Linked DNA regions of Mus musculus: regions 1, 2, 3 and 4 are each linked to region 5. Evidence: chromatin loops called from intact Hi-C (ENCODE). Cell type or tissue: heart. All regions are shown on one strand. Each heading gives the region's core, and the rest is flanking DNA. Links, peaks and the distances in the headings are about the cores only. Region 1 overlaps Gsk3b (glycogen synthase kinase 3 beta). Region 2 holds the start of Gm41453 (a long non-coding RNA gene). Region 3 overlaps Gsk3b (glycogen synthase kinase 3 beta). Region 4 overlaps Timmdc1 (translocase of inner mitochondrial membrane domain containing 1). Region 5 overlaps Gpr156 (G protein-coupled receptor 156).

What was found. A loop is a pair of places that touch in the nucleus more often than their neighbours do. Peaks named below come from ENCODE experiments on the same cell type or tissue, not always from the same donor. Only the 100,000 strongest peaks of a DNase experiment are listed, where the experiment ranks them.
Region 1: it touches region 5 in a loop (6-fold over the local background); 25 of 42 quality-filtered maps call a loop at or near these places.
Region 2: a loop joins it to region 5, with 2.8 times the contacts of the local background. A loop is called at or near these places in 3 of 42 quality-filtered maps.
Region 3: a loop joins it to region 5, with 5 times the contacts of the local background. A loop is called at or near these places in 9 of 42 quality-filtered maps.
Region 4: it touches region 5 in a loop (2.8-fold over the local background); 4 of 42 quality-filtered maps call a loop at or near these places.

The regions. Positions count from the first base shown.
Region 1 is chr16:38,194,629-38,201,142 of GRCm38, forward strand. All of the region lies in intron 7 of Gsk3b (glycogen synthase kinase 3 beta), which reads left to right. Among named protein-coding and RNA genes, the nearest start is that of Gm25617, 40 kb to the left of the region's middle. In heart, for the core only: a CTCF peak has its summit at 2,859 (motif pointing left); no DNase peak of the experiment used is centred there.
Region 2 is chr16:38,480,975-38,485,974 of GRCm38, forward strand. It overlaps Cd80 (CD80 antigen), which reads left to right. Exons shown (of 5, transcript NM_009855.2): 4 at 1,646-1,759. It overlaps Gm41453 (a long non-coding RNA gene), which reads right to left and starts at 1,909. Exons shown (of 3, transcript XR_876066.2): 1 at 1,579-1,909; 2 at 473-540; 3 at 1-349. It also overlaps the pseudogene Ck-ps3. In heart, for the core only: a CTCF peak has its summit at 2,035 (motif pointing left); DNase peaks (open chromatin) are centred at 2,397 and 2,857; H3K4me3 peaks cover 1,457 bases; H3K27ac peaks cover 441 bases; H3K27me3 peaks cover 270 bases.
Region 3 is chr16:38,134,151-38,140,664 of GRCm38, forward strand. The region is part of intron 1 of Gsk3b (glycogen synthase kinase 3 beta); the gene reads left to right. Among named protein-coding and RNA genes, the nearest start is that of Gm25617, 21 kb to the right of the region's middle. In heart, for the core only: a CTCF peak has its summit at 3,369 (motif pointing left); no DNase peak of the experiment used is centred there; H3K4me3 peaks cover 344 bases.
Region 4 is chr16:38,502,618-38,509,131 of GRCm38, forward strand. Timmdc1 (translocase of inner mitochondrial membrane domain containing 1) reads right to left here. Exons shown (of 7, transcript NM_024273.2): 4 at 6,222-6,289; 5 at 2,795-2,873; 6 at 1-55. Among named protein-coding and RNA genes, the nearest start is that of Timmdc1, 17 kb to the right of the region's middle. In heart, for the core only: a CTCF peak has its summit at 3,653 (motif pointing left); no DNase peak of the experiment used is centred there.
Region 5 is chr16:37,991,971-37,998,484 of GRCm38, forward strand. Gpr156 (G protein-coupled receptor 156) reads left to right here. Exons shown (of 10, transcript NM_153394.2): 8 at 30-266; 9 at 5,907-6,065. Among named protein-coding and RNA genes, the nearest start is that of Gm36225, 7.0 kb to the left of the region's middle. In heart, for the core only: a CTCF peak has its summit at 2,843; a DNase peak (open chromatin) is centred at 2,901; H3K4me3 peaks cover 772 bases; H3K27ac peaks cover 1,355 bases.

The DNA of each region.
Region 1 (6,514 bases), core at 733-5,732, 200 kb after region 5:
ACTGGAAGGATTACAGATCATTGTAAGCCGCTGCCACATGGGTTCTGGGAATCAAACGTCTGGGAAAACAGTCTGTGCTAAGACACCTTTCCAGCCACGTGATCAGATTATTTTAAGATCTGTGTCATAATTTAACATTGCTTTTCCTTTTAATATCAGGAAAAATAGGGATTTAAAGCTACTGGGTCCAAATATAGTTGAAGAGGTCATCTTCCCTAACTCTCTGGAATTGGGTTTCACAGCTGAGACCACTGTGGTCACCTCTTTTTGTTGTTGTTGTTGTGTTGGAAAACAGGGTTTTCCATGTAGCCCTGGTTATCTTGGAACTCACTCTATAGACAATGCTGGCCTTGCACTTTCAGGCTGAACTCTTAACTTTGTCAACAATACTGCTTTCTTCTTACTGATTAGAAACAAGTGGTAGAAATCATGTAAGGACAAAGCAATCTTGGAGAAGGGCTTTTTCAAATGTACAAAGTACTCTTCAGTATTTATGAGACCCTTTGTACTTTTTAAATATATGTGTGTGATACATACAAGAGAAACATGAAAGAAGTCCTAGTTCCAGTATTACGCTAGGATTATTGAACTGGTGTTCAGTTCTTAGAAGAAATAAGAACTAGGCATTAGATACAGAGACCTCCTGTGTATCTCAAAGGGAGTGATACATTTTTGTTATCATTCTCTCATATATTACATCCCAACTTCAGCTTCCCCTCCCTCTTCTCATCCCAATCTCTCCCTCTCCCCACTCCCATCAACTCCTCAGAACTTCTGAACAGAGCAGGCCTCCCATGGGTATCAACCAAACACCTATCAGGTTGTAATAAGACTGGGCACATTCCTTAATTAAGCTGGAAGAGGCAACCCAGTAGGAGGAAAAGGATCCCCAACCAGTCAGAAGAGTCAGAGACAGCCCTGCTCCTACTGCTCCCTGGAGTCCCACAAGAAGACCAAGGTACACACAACCATATGCAGGGGACCTAGGTCAGACCCATTCAGGTTCCCTCTCCATAGCCCCAGTTAGTCCAGGTTAGTTGATTCTGTGAGTTTTCTTTGGTGTCCTTAACCCCTCTGGTTCCTACTTTTAAAATTGCAGAAACAGAAATAGTATTCATTTGGGGGTTTGTTTACCCCAAGATTTTCAGACATTGCCCTTTCTTGAATATTCTGCTTAGGCTGAGATTCACCTGGAATTTTTTTAATGTTTTGTTTCTGCAAATATATAGCAGATGAATGGTTTTACTTTGGTGCTCATATGGTTTTTTTTATATAATCACAGAATAGTTACCTTTTTATGGAAGGACAGAACTTGTTTCCAAGTTTATGAAGCAAAGGCTGATAGCTAAAAACAGTTCTAATAAAGAATAGATTAGAAGGCTTCCACTTCCTAGTTTCAAAACTAATCATGCAGTTACAGTAAGTAAGAGAATGTAGAACTTGCATGCGTATAGAAATGGAATATAATTGAGAGCCAAGAAATAAATCTTTACATTTATGGCCAATTGATTTTTTTTTTGACATGTATTCTAAGAGAATTCACTGTGAGAAAACCGTAATTACAGGCAGTAGTACTTAGACTACTGGGTATGTATGTTCAGAAGAATAAAGTTGGAATCTATCTTTCTTATTACACTTTTGTGGAGGAGAGAACATTTATACAATCCATGGAACTGTGAATTAGCACAGACAGTATGGAAAAATATTTGAAGGTTCCTTAGAAGACAAATGTTTAATTATAGCATGATCAAGTCCCCTCCTGCACGAGTATCTATCCCGAATACTTGAGAGTGTGAAAGCTGCGCCCTCGGATAGTCATTGCAGCATTGTTTGTCGTAGCCAAGATGTGAATGACACCAGCCTGTGTCATCGTTCAAGAAACAGATGGTGATGTCATCATCATTGAATAAATGGATGGCGATATGCTTTATTTCAGCTTGCAGTTCTCAGGCCACACTCCATCACTGAGGGAAGTCAGGGCTGAAACTCAAGGCAGCATCCTAGAGGCAGGGACTGAAGTGGAGGCCATGGAGATGTGCTGCTTACTGGATTGTGCTCATGGCTTGCTCAGCCTGCTTTCTTATGGCACACAGGATCACCAGCCCAGTGGTACCACCACCCACAGTGACATGGGTCCTCCCATTTCAATCTTCAGCCATGGAAAATGCACTTTAGACTTCTCTACAGGCTAGTCTTATGGAGGTATTGTTTTTAATTGAGAGTCCCTCTTCCCAAATGACACTATCTTATGTCATGTTGACATAGAACTAGCCAGCACACCCCTTATCCTTTTAGAAAGTCTTTCAGGGTATACACCCTTGTAGCTGCGTGTATTGAGTTAGTGAAGGATTTTATCTTGGGATTGGGCCTGGAATGTAGAAGTTGTTGAACTGAAGGAGCTCAAAGGTAGGTTTAGAGGAAACAAGCGAGACCAAGGAGTGGGCTGTGTCATCTCTGGTAACTGAGCAGTGTGAGCAGTGTGCAGACGCTGGGTTTCTGTTGCAGTGCTATCTGGAAAGGCTTCTTCTTAAGAATCTAACCCTTGAACTGAGTCTTCACCATGGAAACACATAAACTATTTAAAGAGGAAGGTAATGCTTAGCAGTTTACCTGAAGACAGGCCTGTTTTAAATACAGCTTGTGGTTGTGAATGCAGGGCTGATAGATTGAGTGTACCAGGAACGAGGAACCTAGAGCTGTGGGCAGTAGGTGCATACTATATTCTAGGGAGTTAGAAAGCCACTGCAGGATTTTGAGCAGAGGAGTACCAGTTCTAATATAGTTTCTTTACTACACAGCAGCTTAAACAAAACGGCTACACCTGCAGCTCCTTCTTTGAAGTTTGGTGCCCTCTGGTGTTGAGCCATAAAAAAGCAACTAATCCCTTCTGAGTATTGTAGTTGTAATGCATTGCATGCATTGTATCCTATTGTAGTTGTTTTGTCTGTTGTCCTTGTGATGTAGTGTAGTCCTTGTTCAGTCGGTTTTAGACAGCCATAGAGGGCGAAGCTCAGGAGACCTCAACCCTAGCTTAAGAGCTACAGGCAACTAAGGAATGCTGAGAGCAGGAGAGATAGCTTTCTCAGGGAAGAGCATACTTAATTGATATCCAGTCCAAATGGTTATCTCTGACAATGTGTAATACAAGTAACATCGTTCTGACTGAGTGCTCTTGTGTGCTCCGCCCCCCCAACACCTGTCCCTGTCTATGTGTGAAAGGTTAAAGCAAAGCCATGAAATTTGAAAGGGTGGGGGAAGTGGTAAGGTTTGGAGGGGGAAAAGGGAACGGGAGAATGATATAACTATCTCAAAAAATAAGAAAATTGGTTTTTTTTTTTTTTAAAAAAAAACCTATGCAAGAAACACCCTTTTCAGAGCTTTTTATAGATACTTTCTGTGGTGTTTGTTTATTTATTTATTTACTTCAGGATGTCAGTTTGGCATCTGTTTTGATGTTTTCCATGTGGGGTCAATTTGTTACTCGTGGGTGAAAAAATATTGTAAGAAATGTAGACAATGCCAGATCTAGCTGAAACGATTTTGTTTAAGGGATGAACAAACATCCCAAAGGGATGTAGCAGATAGATCCCTGATTTTCCATTCATCCTGCCCATCTCTACAGTATAGAATGATGGGCAGAAGAAAAGATACTTTCTGCATAGATGGACAGATCATAAACTCTGTTACAATAGAAGTGTGATTCCACCTCTGAGTGATAAGTATTATTTCTCCTTCCTCTTTTACTACGTGAATATTCTAGTTTCCTTTCTGTTGCTGTGATTTCAAAACAAAACAAAAAATACGCTGACCGAAAGCTCCTCAGGGGAAAAGAATTTATTTGGCTTACACTTCCAGGTCGCAGTCTGCCATTGAGGAAAGTCAGAGCAGAAACTTGGTGACAAGCCTGTTTACTCCATTCTCACACAGCATTACCTCTGACCAGGAAGCTCATTCATAGCTAAAGATGTACAGCAGAAACTTGGAAGGATGCTGCTTGGCGGCTTACTGGCAGATCCGTGCTAAGCTGGCTCTCTTACACAGCCCAGGACCTGCCTGCCCAGCAAGTGGTGCCTCCACATTGGGCTGGGCTTTCCTGGATCAGTCAACGAACAGTCCCATATAATACCCCATAGTCCAGTCTCATCCCGGCTGTTCCTCAGTTGAGACTCCTTTCTCAGGTGACTTGAGGCTGTGTCAGGTTGGCAATTAAGAGCTCACTAGGACATTGCACTGCCGTGCTTAGAGAAAAGTGCATAGAGCAAAGTGACGAGTTCACGTTGTTGAGGGACTTCATTTATACGGAATTCATAAGTAAGTATTCTTTTTTGTGAATAGGTATCTTTCATCAAAGTTTCTTGGAGATTAAAATAATCCTATTTCTTAAAATCCAACTGAACTTCATTCTGTTTCTGAAGTGATACGGTCCTTATTAAATATGCTATCCATAAAATGAAAAAAATTAAGCTGTCCAATTTTAAAACATTAGCTGTGTTAAATCAGGTAAAATGCTCTCTAAACCTATTAAAAATTAATGTGACAACTAGGCCTTTCAAAGTTGAGCTGTAGTGGTTATTAAAATGTCTTTTCCTTGTGGTGTTGGCTTTGCTCTGTTGTCATGGGGTCTCCCTAGGTTTTAGACTTTTAGCTTGACCTTTGTTCACTGAGCAGCCCTTATTTCTATCAGCATACTGTTTTCTACCTTAGCTGCCAGTGTGAATAGAGTTTGCTTCTGTCCCATCTGCCTGCCTCGTGGATCTTCTTACATGAACACCAGCTCCTCGCTCTCCATCAAGGTGTTTTCAAGAGTCCTTAATTTATGTTGTATGATTGTGTCAGCCCTGGTGTTTTTATTATGTCAGTGGCCTCAGGGGCTCTGTTGGCTTTGTTTTAATTTTGAGATAGGGAATTACTGTCTATCCCTGCCTGTCCTTGAACTTGTTTTGTAACCCTGTCTATTGTCAGCTTTGGCAGTTCTGCCTCAGTGTCCTGAGAGCAGGGGCTATAGGTGTGAGCCGCCAGGCCTTGCTCCTGCCGGCTTTTTTATCAGTTATTTCTGACCTAGACAAAGCACCTGACAGTAATGGAAGGAAGGATTTGGTTTGTCTCCCAGTCAGGGGACACAGTCCAGTCGAGGCAGGGAAGGCACGGCCACAGGAGCCTGAGGCAGCCCTCACACTCCATTCCTACCTGGGAAGCAGAGCGCATGGATGCTGTGGTTTAGCCCGCTTTCTCCTCTAGTTCATCCAGGACCCCAGCTCATGGAAGCCCCTCATAGTAAATCCTACCCAGGCAACAGTAAGGACTAACTGCCACGACTTTTCAAGTTAATATTTCCTTGTGTTGTTTAGACATTGTTCTAGGATTAAAAATATAGCTCTTCATTTTCTTTTTTTAATTAATTATTTATTCAGTTTACATCCTGACTGCAGGCCCCCCTCTCTTCCTAGCCCCACCTCATGCTGCCCCTACTCCCAGCCCCTCCCTTTCACCTCCGAGAAGTGGGAAGTACACCCTGGGTACCAACCCACCTGAGCATTTTCTATACACATTTTCTGGAATCTCTGCCTGAGTGCTTCACTTTCCACATTCAATGCTGTATTCGTAGGGAAGCGGGAGAGACAATCTCCTCTAGCTGTACCTACTTAGAGTTCTCCTGAGGTTTGTTTCCATATTTTTAATTGTGTTTAGATTGCTATTTCCTCATTTGTCTGTTTTACCTCTTATGTTGAGACAGGTGGTTCCTCTTAAAGATGCTTTCAGGGTTCAATTTGTTTCCTACAAAACAGCCATGTGCAACAAGTGAATATGGTTAAGAGGGTTGTATCTGTCACTACAAAGTGTACAGTAGACTGTGATAGTGCTAGAGAGATGCATACAAAATACCCCTGAAGCAACCAGAGAGAGAAACAGTAGAAACTATCAACCACATAGGTAAAAAAACTAAACTGTGTAATCACCTCTTCCTTATTCTCACAAGGAAATGAACACTTGGGTGTAGCCATCCTTCAAATGACTAGTGGATTACACAGGGTCTGAGATTAATGGGCTGTAGGATTGATGTGTGCCGTGTTACCTGGAGAACACATGCCAATGATTTGTAAATGTTTTATTACATAAACCATTTCTCTCTCTCTCTTTCTCTCTCTCTCTCTCTCTCTCTCTCTCTCTCTCTCTCTGTGTGTGTGTGTGTGTGTGTGTGTGTGTGTGTCTTTGAACAAGGTTTCATATAGTCCAGGTTGGCCTTGAACTCTATACTTGAGATTGGCTGTGAACTTCTGTTCTTCCTGCCCCTACCTCCCAATTGGGCATGGTGTGAGTCACCATGCCCAACTCCTGACCTATTACTTTTGATTCTGTGTTTATATTCAATTCAATTACTGAATTCATTTCTTTTAAAAATCATTCTAAGGATGGAAGAAAGGTGGGGGGGGAGAGGGGAAACTGTATTCATATTATATTATATGAGAAAAGAATCTATGTTTAATTCAAGGAGGAAAATCAATTTGAAAAAATA
Region 2 (5,000 bases), core at 1-5,000, 490 kb after region 5:
TCATTTGTGAGATGCATTTGGAGGCTAGTAGGAGGCAGGTAAGAAAGATCCAAACTCCGGCAGGTGATGGGGGTGGGGCTAGGAATCGGGAGTCTTCTGCTAGATGATAGGAAGTCCACAGAAGCCCGCTGGGAGGTGGGAACAAGGAGAATGTGTCACTCTCGCTGAGGTGACTAGGGGTACCACTCACCGCAGTGGTACATGAGGGCAGCAGGTGATGTGCTTTAAGGACACAGTGAGGCTCAGCAGGTAGGAGCGCGGCTACTCTTCCAGAGGAGCTGTCCTTGATTTCCATCCCCCACGTGGTGGCTAACTCCAGTCCCAGAGAAATCTGATGCCCTCTTCTGTCCTGTTGTGCCCAGACATATATGCAAATTCCATACACATAAAATAAAAATAAATAAATAAATAAATAAATAAATAAATGTTAAAAAAAAAAAAGAAAGAAAACAGTCAATTTAGTTTTTATCACCTGGCTTCCAACCATTTTGCCAGCAGCTGGATCTATAATACATCTGGGGTCCATAAATGAGATAAGACCTGTAATGTTCAAATTTAGAAATGAGGTGGCCTTTCAAGGTTTGAGTGTGGGTTAGATGATAAAGGCAGACCACGCCCACACAAACACTACAGAATCAATGGCATTTAGAAGCTGAGAAGAGGAAGACGTTCCTGCAAAGAAAGATGAGTGTAACAAGCTGAAACAGGAGTGCAAAGCAGAGAAACCGAGGACAAGGGAGTCCGTGGTGTCAAATGCTCAAATAAGCTGAAAGCCAAACCTCACCCAGGAGGCTTGGTAATGGGGAAAATCGAAAACGAGTTAGTGTTCAATAATTTCTGGTAAGTCATTCCAGAGAAGCCAGAGAGGTGGTGTTGCTAATATTCCTGTCAAAAGGTATCGCTGTCAGATGTTGCTATTCCCAGAAAGATTGAGAAATAAATGGCATAGCTGTTGCCCCCAGTGAGGAGAACTGGATGGCAGCAACACACACCAACCTCTTTCTCCTCCTGCTTCGGCAGTCTTTGTATCCCTCTTTTGCGCCTCATGAATCTAGAAGCTCATTAGAAGCTAGCCCACAAAAGTGACTTCCAGAATGATCCCTTAATACCAATTCTTAGTCATTCTTAGTTCTCCTAACCCTCCCCAAACTTAAACCTGGAAGGAAAATCAATCAATCAATCAATCAATCTTAAAGAGAATGTGGAGCACCTCCCAAACCTTAAGGCAGCCACTGTGTGGAACATGAGTGAAGGTGGAGGGCGTGAGGAGAACATGCAAGAGAACGGGAGGAGGCACAGCAGAGCTAGAGGAGAATAAGTAGGTATATCTAGATTATGACATCGATAAGGCCTGGCCATAGCAGCCACAGAAATGAGCCAAGAAGACAAGTTAGCTTTTACGCTTTCTCCATAGAATCTTCCCCATGCCAAGTTAGCTCGGTAGGTGCAAGAATTCAGTTTACTTTTTTTCGTGTGCAATATCTATATCGTTGGATATAGGACAGTGCAAGGGAATGCTAGCAATTGTGTGTCCATGAGATGATCTGGCAAAGTAAAAGATTCTCCACAGGTACATACTGAAGAGGTGTAGGATGGGAACCCAGCAGGAGGAAGCACATCACAACCGATTCTTTTCTTTCCACAGCCCCAGAAGACCCTCCTGATAGCAAGAACACACTTGTGCTCTTTGGGGCAGGATTCGGCGCAGTAATAACAGTCGTCGTCATCGTTGTCATCATCAAATGCTTCTGTAAGCACAGTAAGTACCATTTTTATTATCACGATCAGTTCCTAGAAGACCAGACACTGTAAGTAGGGCTCAGCACATCTTCAGTATATCAGTCTAATCTCTGCTCATATTTACAGTAAATCTATGGCAACTTCAGATTTAAAAAAAAAAAAAGTTCTCGGGCTGGAGAGATGGCTCAGTGGTTAAGAGCACTGACTGCTCTTCCGAAGGTCCTGAGTTCAAATTCCAGCAACCACATGGTGACTAACAACCACCTGGTAATGAGATCTGGCGCCATCTTCTGGTGCGTCTGAAGACAGCTACAGGGTACTTAGATACAATAATTAAATCTTTTTAAAAAAATGTTCTCATCATGTTCTGGCCACTCACTGTTAAAAATATATATATCCTGGACCCCTACTGTATGCCTAGCATTCTTCTAGACATGCAAATTCCAAAGATAAGAAGTTGTTGCTCGGTCGTTCTTCTGCGCTGCGCCAGGAGCTGCAAGCACAGGCATCCCGCCCGCTGCCTTCGCCATACCCTTCTCCAACAGCCATAATACGCAGAAGCTGCGCTTCCCGGCCGAGGATGAATTCCCTGATCTGAGCAGCCACAACAACCATATGGCCAAGGTGCTGACCCCCGAGCTGTATGCCGAGCTTCGTGACAGTTGCACGCCGAGCGGCTTTACTTTGGACGACGCCATTCAGACTGGCGTAGACAATCCGGGCCACCCGTACATCATGACAGTGGGTGCAGTGGCAGGCGACAAGGAGAGTTACGACGTATTCAAGGAACTCTTCGACCCCATTATTGAGGAGCGGCACGGCAGCTACCAGCCCAGTGATGAGCACAAGACCTACCTCAACCCAGACAACCTGCAGGGTGGCAATGACCTGGACCCCAACTACGTGCTGAGCTCGTTGGTGCGCACAGGCCGCAGCATCCGCGGCTTCTGTCTTACACCCCCCCCCCGCTCCCCCACCCCACCCCGTACTGCAGCCGCGGGGAGCGCCGCGCCATCGAGAAGCTGGCAGTAGAAGCTCTGTCCAGCCTAGATGGCGACCTGTCTGGCAGGTTCTATGCGATCAAGAGCATGACCGAGGCGGAGCAGCAGCAGCTCATTGACGACCACTTCCTCTTCGACAAGCCTGTGTCGCCTCTGTTGCTGGCCTCCAGCATGGCCCGCGACTGGCCGGATGCTTGCTGGCATATGGCACAATGACAATAAGACTTTCCTGGTGTGGATCAACGAGGAGGACCACCTGCGGGTCATCTCCATGAAGAAGGGGGGCAACATGAAGGAAGTGTTCACCCGATTCTGCACCGGCCTCACTCAAATCGAAACTCTCTTCAAGTCCAAGAACTATGAGTTCATGTGGAGCCCTCACCTGGGCTACATCCTCACACGCCCTTCCAACCTGGGCACCGGACTGCGGGCAGGTGTGCACATCAAGCTGCCCCACCTGGGGAAGCACGAGAAGTTCTCGGAGGTGCTCAATCGGCTGCGGCTTCAGAAGCGAGGCACAGGTGGCGTGGACTCCGCTGCTGTCTGTGGCGTGTTTGATGTCTCCAATGCTGACCGCCTGAGCTTCTCGGAGGTGGAGCTGGTGCAGATGGTGGTGGACGGAGTGAAACTGCTCATTGAGATGGAGCAGCGGCTCGAGCAGGGTCAGGCAATCGACGACCTCATGCCGGCCCAGAAGTGAAGCTGGTCCTCGCCACCATCAGACTGCTGCTTCCTAACTTATTACCCGGGCAGTGCCCGCCATGCACCCTTGATGTTTGCCGCCTGGCGACTGAGCCCTTAGCCTCGTTGTAGAGACTTCTGTCGCCCTGGGTAGAGTTTAATTTTTTGATGGCTAAGCTGTTGCTGACACTGAAATAAACCCTGCCCTAAAAAAAAAAAAAAAAAAAAAAAAAAGTTGTTGCTCTTAAGATCCAGTCTGAAAGCTAACTCGAGTGGCACACATCTCCAATCTCTGCACTCATGAGCCTGAAACAGGAGAACAGAAAGACTGCGTCACAAAGAAACTTTGAGACTGTGACAAGACCCTGTTTCAAAAAGGAAGGATGCATCTGAGATTAATCCCTGTTGGTTTTCCAAAACTTTCTATTTTCTTGGAGACACCAATGATTGCTGACTACTTTGAAAGTATCTCTACTGCTGACTGATTCTCTAATCTTTGCATTCAGAGGATAGGTAGCATGGCAAGGTCTGAAAGAAGAGTCTTTCTTTGGAAGAAGTCATTAAGGCTTGATAAGTTGCGCTGGAGAGATGGCTCAGTGGTTATGAACACTGACTGCTCCTCCAGAGGTCCTGAGTTCAACTCCAAGCAACCACATGGTGGCTCACAACCATCTGTAATGGGATCTGAAGCCCTCTTCTGGTGTGTCTGAGCACAGTGACAGTGTGCTGATACACATCAAATAAATAAATCCTTTATAAAGTTATTTTTTAAAAAAGACTTGATAAGTTAGATGCAATAAGTGTTTTTTACCAATCCTCATTTCCCCAAAAGGCACTTTTGTATCAAAGATGGAGTAGTTGGTTAGAAGAGATTTCTAGGACACTATGGGTTTTAAAACAGAGATTTCTATTTCAGACATCTGACCATAATCACCCTGAAGCTATCAACTAGACTAGGAGTCACATACACTGAGCAAATGAAAATTAGAAGACCAACATCCGCTTTAACCTTTTTTTATAACTTCATAACCTTCAGCATCCGAAAAAAAAATTTTTTTAAAAGGTTAAAGTTCAGATAAAAGTCACCAGATACTATTGTAAGAAGGAACCAAACTGAAGTCATTTTGAATAAAACTTCCATTTAGAATAGGGAGTCAAACAAAGTTCCCAAGACCTCCCTGGATGAGTGACATCTTGGTTGGTAAGTTAGAAGTGACTGCTGGGCAAGCCACCTTCCCACGACTGAGCAAACTGACTATTGAGAACAAAATACATGTACCACAAAGGAATGTTCCCAGGGAGGACCCCTATCCCTGAACCATGGTTGCTGGAAAATGCACTTGGCATGGATGGTGATGGCTTGTGATTTTTATGCTTAAAAGCTCTATAGCATTCTGTCTCGGGGCTGCAGTTCAGCTCCCCAGTCTGTTCTGCATTCCTGATCAATCAATCAGTCGTGGCTTGGTTGCAATGAGCTTTTCTTTTCTGCGCTGATTTGAGGTTTTGAGTTATGTTGGATCCAAGAGGACCCCATAACACTATGCTATGAGAGGCTCACCTTAAGGGTAGGATACAAAG
Region 3 (6,514 bases), core at 908-5,907, 140 kb after region 5:
TTTTTAAGTCTGGTATATTTATTTCAGTCACTTTCAGCTCTGTGTAGTTTCTAAAGTATACTGGCAGCTGCAGATTTTTTTTTAAATACTTATATGAGCAGTTACGTTACATTCTGCCGTGTGAGCAGGTGTGAGATGGGGTTAGTTGTTACGTAGTGATTAGTAAACCAGGGCCCACTGTTACTGGAGTAAACAGTGGTCCTAGAGAATGCAGTCCCTGTGTCAGATACTTTTCGGTAATTTTTAGATGAATAATTTTACACTTTAAAACGTGGAAAGATGAACCTAAACTAGTGTGATGTGCTATGGGAAAGAAGTGTGCTTATCTTTAGTGCTTGTTTTTGTGGAAAACAGAATTGAGTGAGTCTCTACATTGTGTCACTGGGTTGTCAGAAGGCAGGCGGCATTAGTGATGAAAAGGCTGAGTGGTAAGTCCTAACAGACCAAATCCACTGTGAAACGTGGGCAGTGTTAATTCTGATGCTGCACTCAGGAAGCGCTAGAACTAGATTCACCAGTTCTGTGAAACCTTTTCTGTCTTTCTTTTGGATTTGTGGCTGGGCAAGAAACTCTCATTCAGAATCATAGATCTTAAAGTAATTTTTTTGGTTTTTTTACTGTAAGTACTTATAAGTAACTCTTTCCTGCTGTGTATCGTGTATTACTACATTGGTAATCTGGAAAATTAGCCTTTTTTTTTTAAAAAAAAAGGTACTGACTGTCTACCTTTGCTTCTCAGGTGTGCAGTTTGGTAAGCACATCAGAAATGTAAACGTCAGAGTTCTAAAGTCAGAGCAGCTTGGGCACACCACGCATACCTTTCCGATATCAGATTCTTGTTTCTAAAATCTATGGTGTAATTATTTCAAGTGTGGGATTAGATCGAGTCAAATATTTATTCATTTTCGGTTTGGTTTGATTGAAAAAATTAGCTAAAAATTTTGTAAAATAATATTTAAGTTCAGAATTAAACTAGTGCAGTTCATTTTTATTTTGACATTATTGCTTGATTTAAAGTACAATTATACTTAAAAGAAGATAGAAATGTTAATTAAAACTAGTTTAAAACAAGTATAGCTATTTCCAAGTAAAATTCTGGGTAGCTGGTAGATCCTGTTACCAGACTTTTCTGTGAAGTCTGTGAAGGTTTAGTTTTGCTGAACACAGGTTTTGGGCCTGGACAGCGATGTCTCCTATAACAGCAAAGCCCATCGCATATGATTGGGAGAGAGTTTGGAAACAGCAACTCTTCTGGACTCTGCAAACCCACATGTGGCAAATGCTGCCGGTTTCCAGTAAGTCCTGAATCATATTTTGCCATCCTGAAGGCGTTTGTGTGCTTTAACCCCGGGATTTGGAGCGGAGCAGTGGCAAGCGTAGGAAGAAGTGAAAGCACTGTCCGTGAGGCGTGGAGTCAGTCAGTCCTCCAAGTGTAGCGGTGCTGCTGCTGGAACAGCCTCCGCTAATCCTGAGACAAACATTTGCTGAGGACTTTGATTGTGCTAAATCCTGTGCTAATAATAAGCAGGAGGGAAATGATCAAGATAACCTCTGTTTTCCTAAGAGCTCTTAACTAAGGGGCCAATACTTTTACTAAGTATAGCACTTTGTGATAAGCACCGCAGTAGGTCACAGTCAGAGGTAAAAGAGCACAGCAGACAGGGACGTCAGTAAGTCAGGATTCAGAGAGTATGATTTATTGAGCACCCTCTATATAGTGTAGCATTAAAAGAGCCAAACTACCTAGTGAGTGGTTAACTTCTGTCTTAGGGTTTTACTGCTGTGAACAGACACCATGACCAAGGCAAGTCTTATAAAAACAACATTCAATTGGGGCTGGCTTACAGGTTCAGAGGTTCAGTCCATTATCATCAAGGTGGGAGCATGGCAGTATCCCGGCAGGCATGGCGCAGGCATGGAGCTGAGAGTTCTACATCTTCATCCAAAGGCTGCTAGTGGAAGACTGACTTCCAGGCAACTGGGGTGAGAGTCTTAAGCCCACACCCACAGTGACACACCTACTCCAACCAGGTCACACCTATTCTAACAAGGCCACTCCTCCAAATGGTGCCACTCCCTGGTCCAAGAATTTACAAACCATCGCAGCTTCCTCAGGAGAACCCTCTGAGGCACCCTTCCCTATTACAAATATACAGCAGTAGATTGGATGCTTCCAAACCTGGGGTTAGTTACCTGTAAACTGGGTGGAGTCCTCCGACTGTACTTGGAAAGTGGGCAGGCAAGGAGAAGCTCTTCAAGTACTGGTCTTGGCCTCTTTTCTTTCCTCCCTCCCTCCCATCCTCCCTTCCTTCCTTCCTTCCTTCCCTCCTTCCCTTCCTCCCTTCCTTCCCTTCTTCCTTTGTTCCCTCCTTCCCCTCCTTCCTTCCCTCTCCCTTCCTTCTTTCCTCCCTCCTTCCCTCTCTTCCTTTCTTCCCTCCTTCCTTTTCCCTCCCTCCCCTCCTCCTTTCCTCCCTCCCTTCCTCCTTCCCTTCCTTCCTTCCTTCCTTCCTTCCTTCCTTCCTTCCTTCCTTCCAGTGTCTTAGTGTTTGACAGCAGTGACAGCAGGCAGGCTAACAATAGTGGCGTACTGGCTGGTTTGTGTGTCAGCTTGATACACTGGAGTTATCACAGAGAAAGGAGCCTCAGTTCAGGAAATGCCTCCGAGAGATCCAGCTATAAGGCATTTTCTCAATTAGTGGTCAGCTGGGGAGGGCCCAGCCCATGGTCGGTGGTGCCATCCTGGCCTGATGGTCCTGGGTTCTGTAAGAAAGCAAGCTGAGCAAGGCAGGTGAAGCAAGCCAGTAAGCAGTATTCCTCCATGGCCCCTGCATCAGCTTCTGCCTCCAAGTTCCTGCCCTGTGGGAGTTCCAGTCTTGACTTCCTTTGGTGATGAACAGCAATGTGGAAGTGTAAGCTGAATAAACCCTTTCCTCCCCAACTTGCTGCTTGATCATGATGTTTGTGCAGGAATAGAAACCCTGACTAAGACAAGTGGGTAGCACCTTTTGTTTTGTAGCTCCAGTGTAGGCCTATTTACTGGAACAGTTATGGTTCTTTAAGAATTCCCCAGCCTTTCTTGGCAGTTGGCTTTGCAGCTTATGTACCTAAGTTTTGGGTTTCTCAGCTCTTTACAGCAGCTACTGTTATAGCTTGCTTTGTAGCTACTATGACTGCCACTGCTTGGGAGGTAGTTAATCCCACCCCCATCCCCATTCTCCATTCCCCACCCCCACCCCAGTTGCTGCTTCTGTTGCTGTTGGCTGTAACCTGTTTCATAGCCTCTGTAACTAAGGGCACCTGGCCACTTGAGTGCTCTTGAAGCTCTGCCTGTCGGCTGCTTAGCTCGCCCTCTACTGTCTGATTCCTGCTGGGCAGCTCCGTGCTTCTGCTGCTCTTCAAGGCAGGGGCAGCATTTCCTTGGTTTTGCAGTTCAGCTAGTAGGCTCATCTCCTCTGCAGTTTTCAAAACAGCTGGAAACTGCACCCTCTATAGTGGGTTGTACTGCTGCATCTGTTGTTGCCCCGACTTTGCGGCCACTGTCCTGTCTCTCATGTCACTGGCTGACCTCTTGCTGCTTCCAGTGCAGATTGCTGCACTAGAAGCAGGTAAGAAAAGCCCACTCAGGAAAATCTTTTTATTGAGCCTAATGTTGCAGCACTAGGGGAGGCAATACAGGAGTGTTAATTAGTTGGCTCAAAAAGTGACCCTCCTTCATACAAATGAGGGTTTATGCCAGTTCTGTTACTGTTCCTTTTGGGTCAGTCACAGTGGTCCTGTTAGGCCACCAGGGAAGGCCTATTCCCTGTCTGACCTAGGTGGTAATTGATTGCAGGGTCTCAGGACTTTATAAACTTTTCCTTCTTTGTTACCCCCTTTTGTTTGAAACGAATCTATGCAATACCAGGTCTATCAATATAGAAAATAGGTGTACAGTGCCAGTAAGATTGCTGAGTGGGTAAGGACGCTCACTGTACTTAATGATGTGAGTTCATCCGCTGGATCCCACAGTGGTGGGAGAAAAACTACTCCCAGGAGCACACACACACACACAGAACATAGTGACGTTTTAAAATTCTAAAACAAATATACATAATACAGTGTACATTTACTGCTAACAAGTCAAATATATTTCAGAAAATTCATTATAGGTATAATTTTCCCACTTACTAAGACAAAATCAAGTTTTTGTACTAATGACATAGATGTTTGTTTTTACATAAATAATTAAATCGGTAAATACTTGCTACTACATGATACAGAATTTCTTCAGAATTACATGTGAGGTAAGCACAGTACCACTGGTCCCCCACTTCAGAGGTTTCATAGTTGATGAATACCTTGATTATATAATGATCGATGCTGAGAATACTGCTTTGCATAAATACATAGTATAGCATGGTAGAAGTGTGTTGACGTAGTATTAACAGCTTGACAGATGTTGGTATTATCTGAGAGATGAGCCTTTGGATAAGTCTGTGGGGATTCTGTTAAGCGAGGTGAGCCAACCCACGCACTGCAGGTAGCTTCTTCATTTCCCAAACATGGACTCCTAGAACACATGCCCAGGCACGAGCACGAGTGCATGCCTCTGTTCGAGCTCCTGCTGTGGCTCTTCTGTGACCGTGGAACATAACCTCAGCTGGGAGCTTTGCATACATACAGTTGTGGGTTCTGAGTCATCTCTCCCTAAAGTCGAAGAGCAAAAACCTTTATATGTGTTTATATGTATAGTAAAAACCACTGTAGTTCATAACGTACACTAGTCTTAAACCTGAATCCAGGTGTTCCAGGTGGTATCCCTTGTTGGCAGTTTGTGTTGTGGCAGCACAGCGCAGAGTGCTCATGTTGTGCGTTCAGAGCCAGCGCTGCATGCAGTAAATGAGCATGGTGCAGCACAGGCCAGCCCTTTCAGACACACAGATTCAGGTCACTCTTTCTGCTTGCTTAGCTTACCCTAATGCGTTACATAGGATTATGTGGCGTTGAAAAACATTTTTTTAATAAAAGGTTTGCATAGGAACTGCCCTGGACTAAGCTGCTGCCCATTAGGACTGACCGCATTATCTGATTTCCTGGCGTTCCTTTTCTGTCTTCCTAGGCTCCATTTGCCCCAGCGTCTGTGAACAATGACGCTGTGGTGTAGAAAGTCCCCAAGGAAGAGTTGAATCTCATTGTGAGATTTTAGAATTTGTCTCAATCTGAGGTTCTTGATTTCCCTTTGTGACTTTTATGTTGTTCATGTATCTAAGCCAGTTTGTTTACTTTAGGAGAATGTCTTGCTTTAATAGCTGTTCTTTAGGCAGTTAAGATAGAGCTGATTTTTTTTTTAACCTGAAAATTGACAGCAGCCAGTGTTTCTCGTTCTGACAACCATAATCTTAGTTAAAAATTACTGTTATTTCCCTTCGTGATTAAGAAATGATAGTTAGTGTTACTCTCCCTCTACACAGTGGAAGCTTGGTAGCCTCTCGGCAGCCCCAGATGGCATGTTGCACTCCTGTCAGTGTGTGCCATACATGGAGACCATGGTCTTGAGGCAGAGGGAGAGTTTTATGTGTAGCTGTTGCCAACCTCATTGCATGCTTCAGGTCTCGGGAGCAGCACCTGGATGCTTTCAGGGCCATTCTCCTGGTTGTGGGACATAGTAACAGTCCCTAAAAACCTGTTGCTTTTTCTCAACTCTGGATTTTAAGAACTGGCTTCTTTAAGAGGAAGAACAAAAAAAGAAAGGGCTTGAGAGATGGCTCAGAGGCTAAGAGCACAGACTGCTCTTCCAGAGGATCCAGGTTCAATCCATAACACTCAAGTGGCAGCTCACAACTGCCTGTAACTCCAGTTCCAGGGGGTCTGACACCCTCTCACAGATTTCCATGCAGGCAAAACACCAATGCAGATGAAATTTAAAAAATTAATTAAAAAAGGAAAAAGACCCATTAAATTATTGGCTTTGCTAAATAAGCAAACTGCATTAAGATTTATTAATTCACATAATTGCATATAAAATTAAACAACAGTGCTAGAATCTCTTAAATTCTTATTCTTGAGTTGGGCTTTTGAGTTTTTGGATGTTCATTCCACATTTGTATTCTATACTTAACAGCCTCCAGTGAAACACGGTCTTTGTTTTTTTATGTATAAGTGTGTGTGTGATGGGTGTGAGCATCATGTATTCCATTGTGCACGTGTGGAGGCAGAGGACCTTTCCACTTTCCAGCCTGGGTTCTTTCCTTGCACAGCAGGCATTGTCACCTGCTGAGCCATCTTGCTGACTGGAACGTGGTTGTTACATTGCACAAGGTCTTTTCATGATTTTCATGAGAGGTGTATTATGACTGATATATTTCGGATTTCTCTACTGTGGTAAACAGCAGGGAGCTACAAGAGTCTCTGTCTGGCAAGAGGGTTTGGAGCTGTGCTAGCTAAGTGCCCCTGCTCTAGTGTTCAACCTAAGGGATGGTGACAGTTTTTAAAGACCAATTTTATTTTAATGGTTTGTGTCATGTAACTAGGGTAA
Region 4 (6,514 bases), core at 624-5,623, 510 kb after region 5:
AACCGTCTCACCGGAGTACTTCTCCAGGGCCATCAGCAAGCTTCCCATGGGCGCGCTGAGGGCAGAACACAAAGTTCAAGGACAAAGTCATTAGCTTGCTCAACACAGGAGGGCCCTAATCATCTACAGCAGAGCACGGTCAGGTACAGAGAAAATTTTAAGGTAATATTCTTCCTGGGTTGTACAATGAAGGAAAACAATCATTGTAGTTTCTTTGACTGGTATAAAACAGCAATAGATCTAGAAATGGTTTGTTTGTTTGTTTGTTTGTTTGTTAAATCATGTCCTCTGCCATGAGAGCTGGTGAGCTGACCCTGCCCCTCGCTGGCTGCAGCACTCAGGAGAGCAGGTCCTGCACCTCGCCTGGGAAGCACAGTAGAGTCGGCCCTGGTGGAGGGGGAGCAGGTGAGCTGGTCCAGTGGGTGTGAACATAAGAGAGCAGGCCCTGCCACTCATCTGCTGTGATGTGGGGTGGGAAAGGGGGTGATGCCCTCCCACCCCTTACCCCTCACCTCCTGTGGTAGTTGGGAGAGCTGGCCCAGAGGTCACAGAGTGGGAAAGCTGAGCCTGCCTCTCACTGGTGGGAAAGTGGACCCTGCATCTAGCCTGGGCAGCACAATAGAGCTAATCCTGGTGGAGAGGGAGTGGGTGAACCAGCTCCTACAGCATGAGAGAAGGAGCAGCACTTGGGAGAGTGGGCCCCACACCTTGACTGGGCACAATGGCACTGGCTCTGGAGACATGAGGGCATGAGAGTGGGAGAGCTGACCCTGCCTCCTGCCAATGGCAGCACTGGGTGGCTTAGATAGAAGACAAGTAGCCAGGGGCTGACCAGGTCAGCTAGCACCCTGGTCTAGATGTAGGATTCTGAGTTGGGCCACCCTAACTTCTGTATCTTCTGTGAACCGTTAGGGCACATGTAAAGGTCAGTCCTACTGATCCAAAGCTGCAGGACCTCCATGACACAGGACAACCACAGGATAACCTGGAGGAGTCCTCCTGAGAATCCAATACTGAGGGTGTCACAGAAGCCAGAGATCTCAAACCAGAACGATGACTCATTGCAGTGAACATCTGCAAACGAAGGTGTGTGGGCAGAGGGGTGTACTGTGTGACACTGTGACACACCACAGCTTCCACGGTGCTTTCTGTGTGTTGCTGTATTTCCTGTCTTGTTTGTGCTTTTTACTGGGGGAGGAAGAAGCTGCAAGGGCAAGGGTGGATACCAGGGGGTGGGGAGACAAGTGAGACTGGGGAGCATGATGGAAGCTCACAATCAATACGTAGTTAAAAAGACACACAGACACACAGACAGAGAGTGGAAATGCAAGGACTAGTTTATCCATATAGCACCAGCCCTGGAGAGGAAGACATGGATGGGAATCCTTTGGTGGAAGAAGGAAACTACTAGCTTTGAGGGACAGAGTCATTAAACATCTTCATACTCTAGAGTCTGGTTGGTATACCTGACAGCTGCTATGTCACCAGGTCCATCCTAAGAGACTGATTTAGGGGCAGCAGTTAAGAGCACTTATAGCTCTTGCAGAGGACCCAGGTTTAATTTATACTGCTTCCAAGGGACCTAATGATACATACATACATATATATATGTATGTATATATATATATATATATATATATATATATATATATATATATGAAATAAAAATAAATAAATATCAAAACCAAAAAACAAAACAACTTCATTAGGGCCTGGAGAGGAGACTTGAGCTTGGATGCCCAGCATCCATATAAAAAGTCAGGTGTGGCAGCATGTGCCTGCGCTCCCGTTCTGGGGAGGTGGAGACAGGGGACTCCTGTACTGGGGAGGTGGAGACAGGGGACTCCTGTGCTGGGGAGGTGGAGGCAGGGGACTCCTGTGCTGGAGAGGTAGAGACAGGGGACTCCTGTGCTGGGGAGGTGGAGACAGGGGACTCCTGTACTGGGGAGGTGGAGACAGGGGACTCCTGTGCTGGGGAGGTAGAGACATATCAGCCGGGCATGGTGGCACATGCCTTTAATTCAAGCACTCAGGAGGCAGAGGCAGGCAGATCTCTGTGAATTTAAGGCCAGCCTGGTGTACAGAATAAGTTTTAAGACAGCCAAGGGTATACAGAGAAACCCTGTCTTGAAAAAAAAAAAAAACAAAAAAAAAAACAAACCTGTAAAGTCCATAAATCTAGCTATGCATGATATATCATGCTTATAATCTTAGCACTCAGGAAATCAAGGATGATAACAAGGTCAAGTCTAGCCTAGCCTACAGAGCATCTCAAACCTCTCTGTCCCCTCCCTCCAGAAAAGAAAACCGTAATTTACAGTGTCTCCCAACCCTGACAGAGTGGTCGGAAGGTGGGTGGGTAGGAAAGCAGAGAGGAAGGGTAACCCACTCAGAAGAACGTCAACGGGAAAACACGAGGATGGCAGGACTAGACTGTCTTTGTAAGCGCCTTCCCAAAAACCGAGGCGCAAGGATGTCAAGGCAGTGTCAAAAGCACTGCAGCAAAGACAGCTGGGGACAGGATGACTGACGGGATGTTCACATGACCTGTCTACTTCATCACATGGGAAAGAGCTGCAATGGAACTGAACAGAGAGCCCCATGACTATGTAGCTCTGGCTGTCCTGGGTTCAATCCTCTCAGAACCTCTCCCCCCTCCAATAAGGAATTGAATAGTCACAGCCCTTGTTGACATAAGACATATATCTTTTAAAGTCTCGGAGGACTAAATTTGCTCTTTATAGTTATTCTCTTTAGTAGACAGACAGTTAGGCTAAACCAAGTGAACACTTACCCCAACAACGCTCCAATTATACTACCAGCCACCAGGCCTCGAACACCTAAGTTTATTCTGAAAAGACCTCCTGTGACAGCTATTAAAAAGGGGAAAGAAAACAATATTAAATCATCTTTAGATGCTGCACTTCTATTTTCTCACAGTAAGAACACAGACCTCGGGCTGGAGAGATGGCTCAGTGGTTAAGAGCACCAACTACTCTTCCAAAGGTCCTGAGTTCAAATCCCAGCACCCACATGGTGGCTCACAACCATCTGTAATGAGATCTGACGCCTTCTTCTGGTGTGTCTGAAGACAGCTATAGTGTACTTACATATAATAAATGTTTAAAAAAAACAAAAACAGAAAACAAAAAACACAGACCTGTAAGTGAGCTTTCTGAACCCAGCATGAATGATGTAGTAACAGCCATGAAGGTAACTTTCTGCCTGCTTTACAGTCAGAAAGAAAACATTTTGTAAGTATGAACCCTCAGTCCCTCCTATGGCACTAATCCCAGTCTTTTCTTTCCCATTTCTTCTTAAAAGTTGACAGTTTATTTCACCTTCCTCCACACCTTTCACCTCTTTCATCCCCCACATCTCTGTTCCCCTACCAGATAAATATCTCTGTATAGATCTGGCTGTCCTGCAACTTGCTCTTTAGACCAGGCTGGCCTCGAACTCACAAGAGTTCTGCCTGTTTCTGCCTTCCAAGTGCCCGACCATCGACAACAAGCAACAGTAACAACAAAGCCCTTCACCTGCCCCAGAAGACTATGCCTTCTCCTAGCCTCACTGGTCTGTACTGCTTAGGGTACTAAACTGTGCATCAGGCAGACCTGCAGAGGCAGCATTTAGCATACAGTGCCACCTGCTGGTCAATACACAGAGTGCACCTCTTCTCACCAGAATTCCAATTCTAGGACACAGCTTTATAACCCATGCTGGCTTCAAACTCAGCAGGGAGCTGAGAATGACCTTGAACCTCTGACCTTCTGCCCTCTACTTTCTTATTTCTGAGTGTACAGTAGCCATGCACCACCACCTAGAGTGTGTGTGGTGCTGAGGAATAAACCCAGAGAGCAGTGCATAGGACGGGAGCATTCCACCAACTGCACTAATACATCCCAGCTATCTTTCCTCTTTACAACTAATGCCATCTTAGGTGGTAAAAAACTTTAGGTGTTTAGTTTGAGGTTTATACTTCTATTTAACTATTATATATTCATTTACTTTTTCTATACTGATCTTGTTTCAACTGTCTTCCTTAAAAAAAAAAATTTATAGCTGGGCTGGTAGTACAGAACTTGGGATGGCTCCAAGCCAGAAGCACATGGATTTCTGAGTTCGAGGCCAGCCTGGTCTACAGAGTGAGTTCCAGGACAGCCAGGGCTACATGGAGAAACCCTTTCTTAAAGAACAGAAAACAAAAACTGTTTTCCACACATTCTGCTACTCTCCAGCCCACACTGCACTCAAGCATGAGGCATCTGCTGCCCCTACCTTCCAGTCGCTGAGTTTACAGCTATGAAGACACCATGCCTGGACGATGCTTCCCTCTGCTTGCTTAAATCTACAGTTGAGTTCTTTAGCAAATTTTTAATACTTTTGTGAGTGTAAAAATGTACATTTGTGTTTGTGTATGATGCACGTTCATGTGCATGTGTGCATATATACCACAGCATGTATGTAAAGTTCAAAGGACAACTTCAGATATGGCTCCTCATTCTCAAGACGAGGGTCACTCTGTTGTTTTTCCACCCTAACTGTCCAAGGACCCCCCGTCTCTACATCCCATCTCCCAGTGGGAACGCTGGAATCACAGACACCTATGCTGTGTATCTAGCTCCCACAGGGTTCTGAGGATTTGAACTCGGGCCCTTCCATCTGCATGGCAAGTGCTTTGCCCACTGAGTCCTAGCCCTAGTCCTGCAGTGAACTGTTACTTAACTCCCACCGCTGCATTAGCAACACCAGCTACTTTGACTACTGTCTAATTTCCTATCTTTATCTATCTGTACGTGAAGACTCATTACCATTACACTTTGACATTACTTGATCCTTTGTCACGTCTGTCCAAGAGATAGTTTCCTTCAGTAGCAATTTCCAACCCCCACCCCACACCCCATTTTTCCATGTCTTGCTGTTAATACTGTTGAAAATGAACTTTTTATCTTTTTGAGACAAAGGCTCATGTGGGCCAGGCTAGCGCCAAACTCTATGCAGACAAGAAAGAGTGTGAGTTTGTGATCTTCCTGCGTCCATCCTCCAAGTGCTGGATTATGGCTGTGAGCTGGGAGTCCCAGCTTGAAAGCAGACAGCCCTGGAGCTGAACCGCACCCCTCACACGCTCTGCTTCTCCAGGAGTGCCTGCCTAGATCCAGTATATATGTTTTCCTGAGGAGCACGGGCACTGATGTCTGCTCTGAGTTTTATGATTTCCATGTCTGCTTCCTGGGAAGAGTCAGTCAACAATTCCTTGTAAGCTGTGACTAAAGTGTCTACCTTTAGCCAACGCATTTGTCCGTGGCTTAGAAAACGACGCATGTAAGCTTCAGTTTACTTTATCTTTCCTGGCTTTTACTTTCTGTGCCCAGAAGAAGTTACAAGCAACCAAGAAGAGCAGCTTTCAGGGCCCACACTCGTCTTTCCTGAGCACACACAGATCCCTATCATTGCTCTCTCTGGTTCTGTTTTGTTTTTTTAAAGGTATAGAGTTTTTAGATTCTGCCTAGATTAGCCTTGAACTTGTGGCCCCAAACATCACCAAATCCTTAAGCTAACGGTGACAGAAGCCCCTGACTGTAACTGTTTTAAACAATTTCCTGGCTACAGCATTTCCTGTGCTCCTCTCTAGAGAGCTCCACGTGCCGGGATAAAAGGCATGTCAGCAGTCCTGTGCTCCATAAATGGTCTCTCACTGCTAGAGGAATGGGGCTTGAAAGAAACCCAAACTCCTGCCATGGGAAAATCTGATCTTTGTACTTCACAGCCCAGCCTCACCTCAAGCTACTTCCCAGCCTTGTGCTTGAGACAGCTCCCTGCTTCCACAGAACCCTGGGAAGAGCCCCTCTTGACGCCCTGTTTAGCCCACTGTCCTCCAGTTTGCTCCTTCCCAGTCTGCCGGTGGCAGCTTAAATGATCTGAAAGGTCTCCTCCAACATCATCCATGTCATATCCATGTCACACCTACTTGTCACTTTCTGTCACAGGATCTGTTTTTGCCCGTCCTCATGGGCAACGTTTAATGAAAGCGGAAGATCTGTCTGTTTTAATAACCACCAAGGGTCAAATATGAGGCTATTCATAAGTACATTTTGTATGAATGTTGAGAAAGATACAGTGTGAAGCCAATCAAAAAAATCTGCAGTTCAGATTCATAAATCCTATATGTTCTAAACATACTTGAAATTAAAATGTGAACGAGAATAAAACTGCCTTACCTCCTGCAATGGCAAAATGGCTCATGGCGTCTTTATTTCGATACACAGTTAGTCCAGTGTTCACTGTGCTGGGGAAGAAGAGGGAAAACCATTTCACTCAAAGAACACGCCATTCATCTCCTGGCTGCTACTGTCACTGAAATGAGTTTCAAAATATCCTATTAGAAGTAAGAAGGTAAGGCCCGGAGAGATGGCTCAGTTGTTAAGAACACTGCATGCAAGCCGAGCGTGGTGGCACACGCCTTTAATCCCAGCACTCGGGAGGCAGAGGCAGGTGGATTTCTGAGTTCGAG
Region 5 (6,514 bases), core at 680-5,679:
TGTGCCTCTGGTCCCTGCTCCTCCTGCAGGGGCTGCTGCTGCTGTATGGTGCTTACCTGGCTGGCCTGACCAACCATGTCAGCTCTCCTCCAGTGAACCAGTCCTTAACCATCATGGTCGGGGTCAACCTCCTGCTCCTCACCGCTGGGCTGCTTTTTGTGGTCACCAGATACCTGCACTCCTGGCCCAATCTGGTCTTTGGACTCACATCCGGAGGTATCTTCGTTTGCACAACCACTGTGAACTGCTGTGTCTTCATTCCCCAGGTATGCTCAGAGTGCTGGCCAGGGTTCTTCGTGGGGTACGATGGGTGGTCAGAAGAAGGGGCTGGGGCCCCCTCTGCACCTCCTCGGTGCCTAGAAGAGGAAAGTTCTGCTTCCTAGTCAGGCCAAAGAGGACTACCATGGTGGGGCCTGTCTTTTGAGGTGACCTCACCCCTACTTCCCACCCAGCCCCCACTCTGATCAACCCCTCTTTTGTGTCTTTTCAGTCCTTGAGATAGTTTTTTCTTTTTTTCACTAGTCTAAGAGAAAAGACTTTTTTTTTCTTTTTAAATGTTTTGATACGTAGCCTCGGAACTTACAGTGTAGCCCAGGCTAACTTTCAAGAGAATAGCCTTCCCCCCCTCCCCTTTCTAATTTGGGATTGCAGGTTCATAGAAAAATGTCTGCTTCATGACAGGGAATGGTTTTCCTAGCCAGGTGTGGTCGTGTGCCCCTATAATCTCAATACCTGGGAGATGGAGGCAGGAGATAAGGCCATCCTTGGCTACATAGTAAGCTTTCCCTTTCTTCTTATTGGAGGGAAACACAGAATCTCCTTTTTTATGAAAGGGAGAGGTTTTAATGTATTTCCTATTGCAGAGGTTAAGAATAAAATCAAATAAAGGAGGGCGGAAGCAGAGGTCGGGCATAGAGAGGTAGAAGGAACCCTTAAGCCCAGGGGAAGTGCTGGTGGTTGTTTTCTGAGCTGATGGGCTGCAGGCCCTCATCCATCACCTTAACGACCTAGCCACTGGATGTTTTCGTTTTCTCTCCTGCTCTTCTTCCCCCTGAGGCTAGCCCCGTTCTGATCCCCCTTCCTGGAGTGAAAACTAATGATTCATTCCACTGCTGACTGATAGAAGGTTACAGTCAACTTCCGGATGCATGGGCACTCCAGTCTCCTTTCTGCTCACTAATTCTCAACAAAACATTCGACCAAATATAAGCATGGTGGGGGGCGGGAGGAGGTGGGGTGGGGACTTGAGCATCTACATGAGTCTCTGTGGCTGGGTGCAGCCTTTGTACCATAAGCAGAGAAACTTTTGCAGCATCTTGTTGTTGTAGGAACTGGGCTGAAGAAGGCCCCTTAGAAATAGAGGCTCATTGTCTGGGATGCCGGAAGAGTGGGGGTGGTGTGTGTGTGGGGTGGCTAGGGGTTGGGGCTGGGGGTGGGGGTCCTTCTTCCTGGGAGATGGGAGGCAAAGAGAAACTTTTGGGCCTCCTAGACTTCTTTCCCTGCTCCTTTCCTTTCTTGTTTGCCTAGAAAAGAACTAAGCATTTGCTCTGTCAGCCTCCCTTACAGCTAGAGGTGTCCCCAGAACATCATTTGGAACACTAGAGGTTGCCTAGAAGGCTTCTGAGAGACAGACTTTGTACTGTCCTGGGGGCGACGGGGAGCAGGCTGAGACTGTTGATATATCCCTTTTATGTTCTCTCTGCCTTGAATATATGTAATGTCTGGTGTGATGGCAGTCGGCTTATGATCAATAAACTATATTTATTACACTAGGAGACTCTAGTTCCTTCCATGTAAGGGTATACATTCAGGAGGAGAGGTCTCTTAAGGAAAACACACAGGTACAAAAGTGAACAAGCCTCTGAAGATTTCGTGACGATGCCTTCTTCCGCAGTAGAAAATGTTCCAAGCTATTTATTTTGCTTGGTCAATAGGATTCCAAGGACATTGCCTCTTTTCAACAAAAGTAAACCACAAGGCCAGGAATCTAGTCTTAGATGATGAAATATTGAACAGGGATTTAAAAAAATGATGTTAGGTTGAACTGAAGCACTGAGTGGGCAATCTGGACACTACAAAAGTATTGAGCTAAGAAATGAAGGAAGCAAAAGACAGAGAAAAATAAGAGACTGATTAAAAAATATAAAGAATATGAAGAATCGGTCTAGGGGCGAAGTTCATCTCTGAAGGAGGGGGAGGGAGAGAGGAGGGAAACAGGAAGGGAAGGGGGGGGAGGAAGGCAGAAGGGGAGAAGGGGAGAAAGAACTTATCACCAAGAAATTTTAAAGGAAAGGCTTTCTGATTTGAGCAAAATGCCCTTTGAAAATGGAGGGAATCCACAACCTCCCTGCATGGTCCTAGTTTGGTTTCTGCTCCTCGCTCTAACCCTGTGCATCCTGAGCCTCAGACACAAGCATTCTGCTTCCTCCTTCCCCTCCCTCCCTCCCTCCCTCCCTCCCTCCCTCCCTCCCTCCCTCCCTCCCTCCCTCCCTTCCTTCCTCCCTCCCTCCCTTTCTCTCTCTCTCTCTTTTCCCTCTTAAACTGACCATGGTATGAGACTAAACCATATCTTATAGTATTGTAGATTTAGGGTCTAAGTTCTTTTCATCAGAGAAAAATGACCGAGGTCTGTCCCTAAACTGATTTCATCTCTGGCCCAAAGATGTTTGGCAGAAGCATGGCTTTCCTTGTGAGACTCACACTGAGTCCCCAGGGCGGTGAGACAGCTGAGCACATTATGGGAGTGTCCCAGGGAACCTGGGAGAGGATCGGTTGGTAGCTGCAGGGAGATGAGTCCCCGGCTGGCCAGAGCCTTCAGATCTGCTGTGACTTAGAAGCGTCTCTAGGCAGCGCTAGAGAGCAGGGTGAAGCGAATATAAGGCAAAAAGCTTGTACACACATGGGCTGTCAGGAAATGCCTGGGTGTATCTGATGCCAAGCGCTGAGGTCATCGCCAGCCATTAGACAACCCCTGCTTCTGCGACCTGAGCGTGACCCATCCCCCAACTCCCATCCCCCACCCTTCCATTCCGTTCCGAAAGACAAAATTCCAAGGACATTTGCTTTTCCTGCCCAGCGTACACGACACACTTAGGATTTGTCCCCTTTATCTAGGAACCACAAGACTGGAGAATTGTACAGAAAAGCTTCCTTCACTTATTCAGGTATCCTTTGGTCACATCTTAGCCACTGTGGACATGTGGTGAAGCACAGGGCCCTTCGCCTCCTTAAGTCTCATAGGGAGTATTCATAAGAAGAATTACAATGTGCATTGAATGCTTTGGAAGCCTCCCCAGACTTTGCTAAAACTTGTGGCATCTTCACATCAAACGAGCGTTGGAGGACAGTCTTGAGAGAATAGCAGCAAGCAGATCGGAAGAGATAAGACAAAATATGAGAAAGAGCTCCCAATAGTGGGAGGAGCTCCAAGGACGGAATATCCCTTTTCATCTTATCATTTTAAAAATTATTTTACTTGTGTGTATGTGTGTGTGCATATGCATACGTATATGTGCATGGGCGTATGATGTGTGTACATGCCATGGGCGTGGATGGAGACCAGAGGGCAACTCAAAGGAGAAGTTAATTCTCTCCTTCCACTAGGGGGGGGGGGTCTCTGGGATTGAACCCAGGTCACCAGGCCTAGCAGCAAGCATCCTTACCCACTGTGCCATCTTGCCTCTTTGCTAAAGTCGACTTTATTTGTATTTTTTTATGTGTATGAATGTTTTGCCTGCATGTATGTCTTTGTACCAGGTGCATTATTGGTGCCCACAGAAGCCAAAACAGAGTACGAGATCCCCTGGAACGGAACAGACAGTTGCGAGCCACCATTCCTGTGCTGGGAACCAACCTGGGATCCCCTGGATCCTCTGCAGCTCTGAGCTTCTAGGAGCACGGCGTGGCCTGTTACAGATGACGCTGTACTCCCACAGGAGTTCCTGTGGCTGCTCTAATAGGTGCCAATGGCTTTGAGCAGAACAAATGTAGTATCTTGCAGTTCTGTAGGGCAAGTATCAAAAATGGGCTTTATTTGACTGAAACCAAGGTATCACCTGATCTACAATTTTTTTTTTTTTCAGAAAAGGGGGGACTCCATTTCCTGACTATTTCAGCTTTTAAAGACTACTTGCCTTCTTTAAGGCCCTTCCTTCCCTTTCAGACCCAGCAATGGGGCATTCTAATGGCTGCCCTTCCTTCTCTTTCTTTCCACCTTCTCTGGCCCTCCTCCCTCTCTCCATCCCAGCTCCTCTCATTCTTGAGACAGGGTTTCTCTGTATAGCCCTGACTGTCCTGGAACTCACAGAGATCTGCCTGCCTCTGCCTCACAAGTGCTGAGATTAAAGGCGTGCGCCACCACCCTCATCAGGCTCCTCCTTCTCTCTTATATGGACTCTGGTAATGACATTGACTCCACCTGAATACTCCAGAATAATTGTTCCATCCCCAAGCCTTAACATCACCATCACAAAATTCTACTTGCCATCTTAGGTTACAGTCAACAAGTTCCAAGGACCCAGAGATAAGGAAGAACTGTGAAGAGCTATAACCCAGCCTATAGCATCCACATCACCCAGAGGCCAGAAATAAAAATGTGCTGGTCCTTTGGAGGAACTACCTTGACCCTTGAGGATTGAGTAATGGATATCCCAGAAAATACAGAGTCAAGTCTCAAGGACTGGGACCTTCAGAAGGGAGGGACCAAAAGGGGTTGGAGAGCTTTGGTCAAAATGTGGCTCCATCAGCTTAGGGGACGTGAGCCCCAAGGCTTGATATGGCCTTATGCCTGTGTTGAGCCAATCCTTGGCATCCCTGCAGAGATGTCCCCATAAGGGGAGCTGAGACAGAGGGTAAAAGGTTCCTACCTTTACCACTAGGGACCGTGTCCTTCATATCAGTGGTACTCACTAGGTAGACACAGCATCCCAAACTCCGCACCAGACTCCTGTCTGATGATTTGCTAGATCACCCCTGTTATTATAAAAGTGGGCCAGACCATGTTTCCCCAGATCGCTCCCCAAGGACAGTTTCTCGATCCCCAACAATCTGTCTCTTCATCAGTTAGATGAGAATCCAAGCTGTGGTGGTTTTGGTTACAGTTGTGAGTCTGTCAAAAGTGTTGTGTGACCTTGGAAAAGTCACATTCCTGTCCTCACTTTCCCTGTCAGAAAATATGGCCATGTGCTGACATTCTGGGTTTTTAGATTTATTTGTTTGTTTGTTTGTTTATTTATTTATTTATTTATTTATTTATGTGAGTACACTGTAGCTGTCTTCAGACACACCAGAAGAGGGAGGGCATCAGATCCCATCTAGATGGTTATGAGCCACCATGTGGTTGCTGGGAATTGAACTCAGGACCTTTGGAAGATCAATAGGTGCCTTTAACCACTGAGCCATCTCTCCAGCCCAAACATTCTGTTTTCATTGACATAAGTTGGTTTCTATTTGTGCTTTGGTCATTAATCTGGCTTAGAAAAGTCTCCAACAATGAACTGGACTCTCAATATCAAAAAACACAGCACTCCTCAACAACTGACTGATGACCAAGATTAGCTTCATAGACACATTCAGGTTTAGTCGGCTTCCAATGAGAGCTTTAGAATACCATTCTAGACATGTCCTTCCTCCTGTTTCCTTCGACACTTTAACAACAGAGAGGGTGTTCTGTATCATACTCCATCTTATCCTCAGACACGTTTAAAACACGAAACCTGACTGTTCTCCATGTTTTCTGTCACAGCAATCGATGAATGCTGCAGAGGAAATGGCATTTTGGGGAGTAAACAGCTTGTGCCTGAGTGTGTTGGTGACTGTGTCATTCCTTGGTATTTATGAGAAAGAGCAAGGGAAGTGTTTCTGGGTGTGTAATTAAATAAATAACATGTGTTCTTCTTTACTAACAGCTGAAGCAATGGAAGGCATTTGAAGGAGAAAACCAAACAATGAGACACATGGCCAAATACTTCAGCACTCCCAGCAAAAGCTTCCACGGCCAGTTCGATGAGGACCCGAGCTGCCACTTGAGAGATGAGAAGAGCTGCATGGAGAGGCTCCTAACAGAAGTAAGCCACACCTTGCCTAGCAGGTTCCCTGCAGGGATCTCCAGCCATGTGAGAACTATCCCACATGCCCTCGTGGTCCCTCATGTTCTCATGACCCCTCATGCCCTCATGACTCCACATGTTCCTTTTGGCAATATTCTCTGCCCCAGTCACTCTTCTACTTTCCCTCAACATCACCCCAGTGACCCTCACCCATCCCACTCCTACAACAGACAGGTGAAGACTAGTCACAGCGTTACACGCTGATGAGCAAGCCAGACTCGCTTTCTCATCTTACGGAGTTCACAGTCGAGCAGAACAAAAGGCTATCGATTAAGTATACATTTAATTTAACCCATGATGGATAGGAGGGGCTGGAGATGCAGGTCAACCAACAGAATACTTACCTAGCGTGCACAAAGCCCTGGCTTTCCTCCCATCACCACTAAACTGGGAGTGGTGGCACCTGC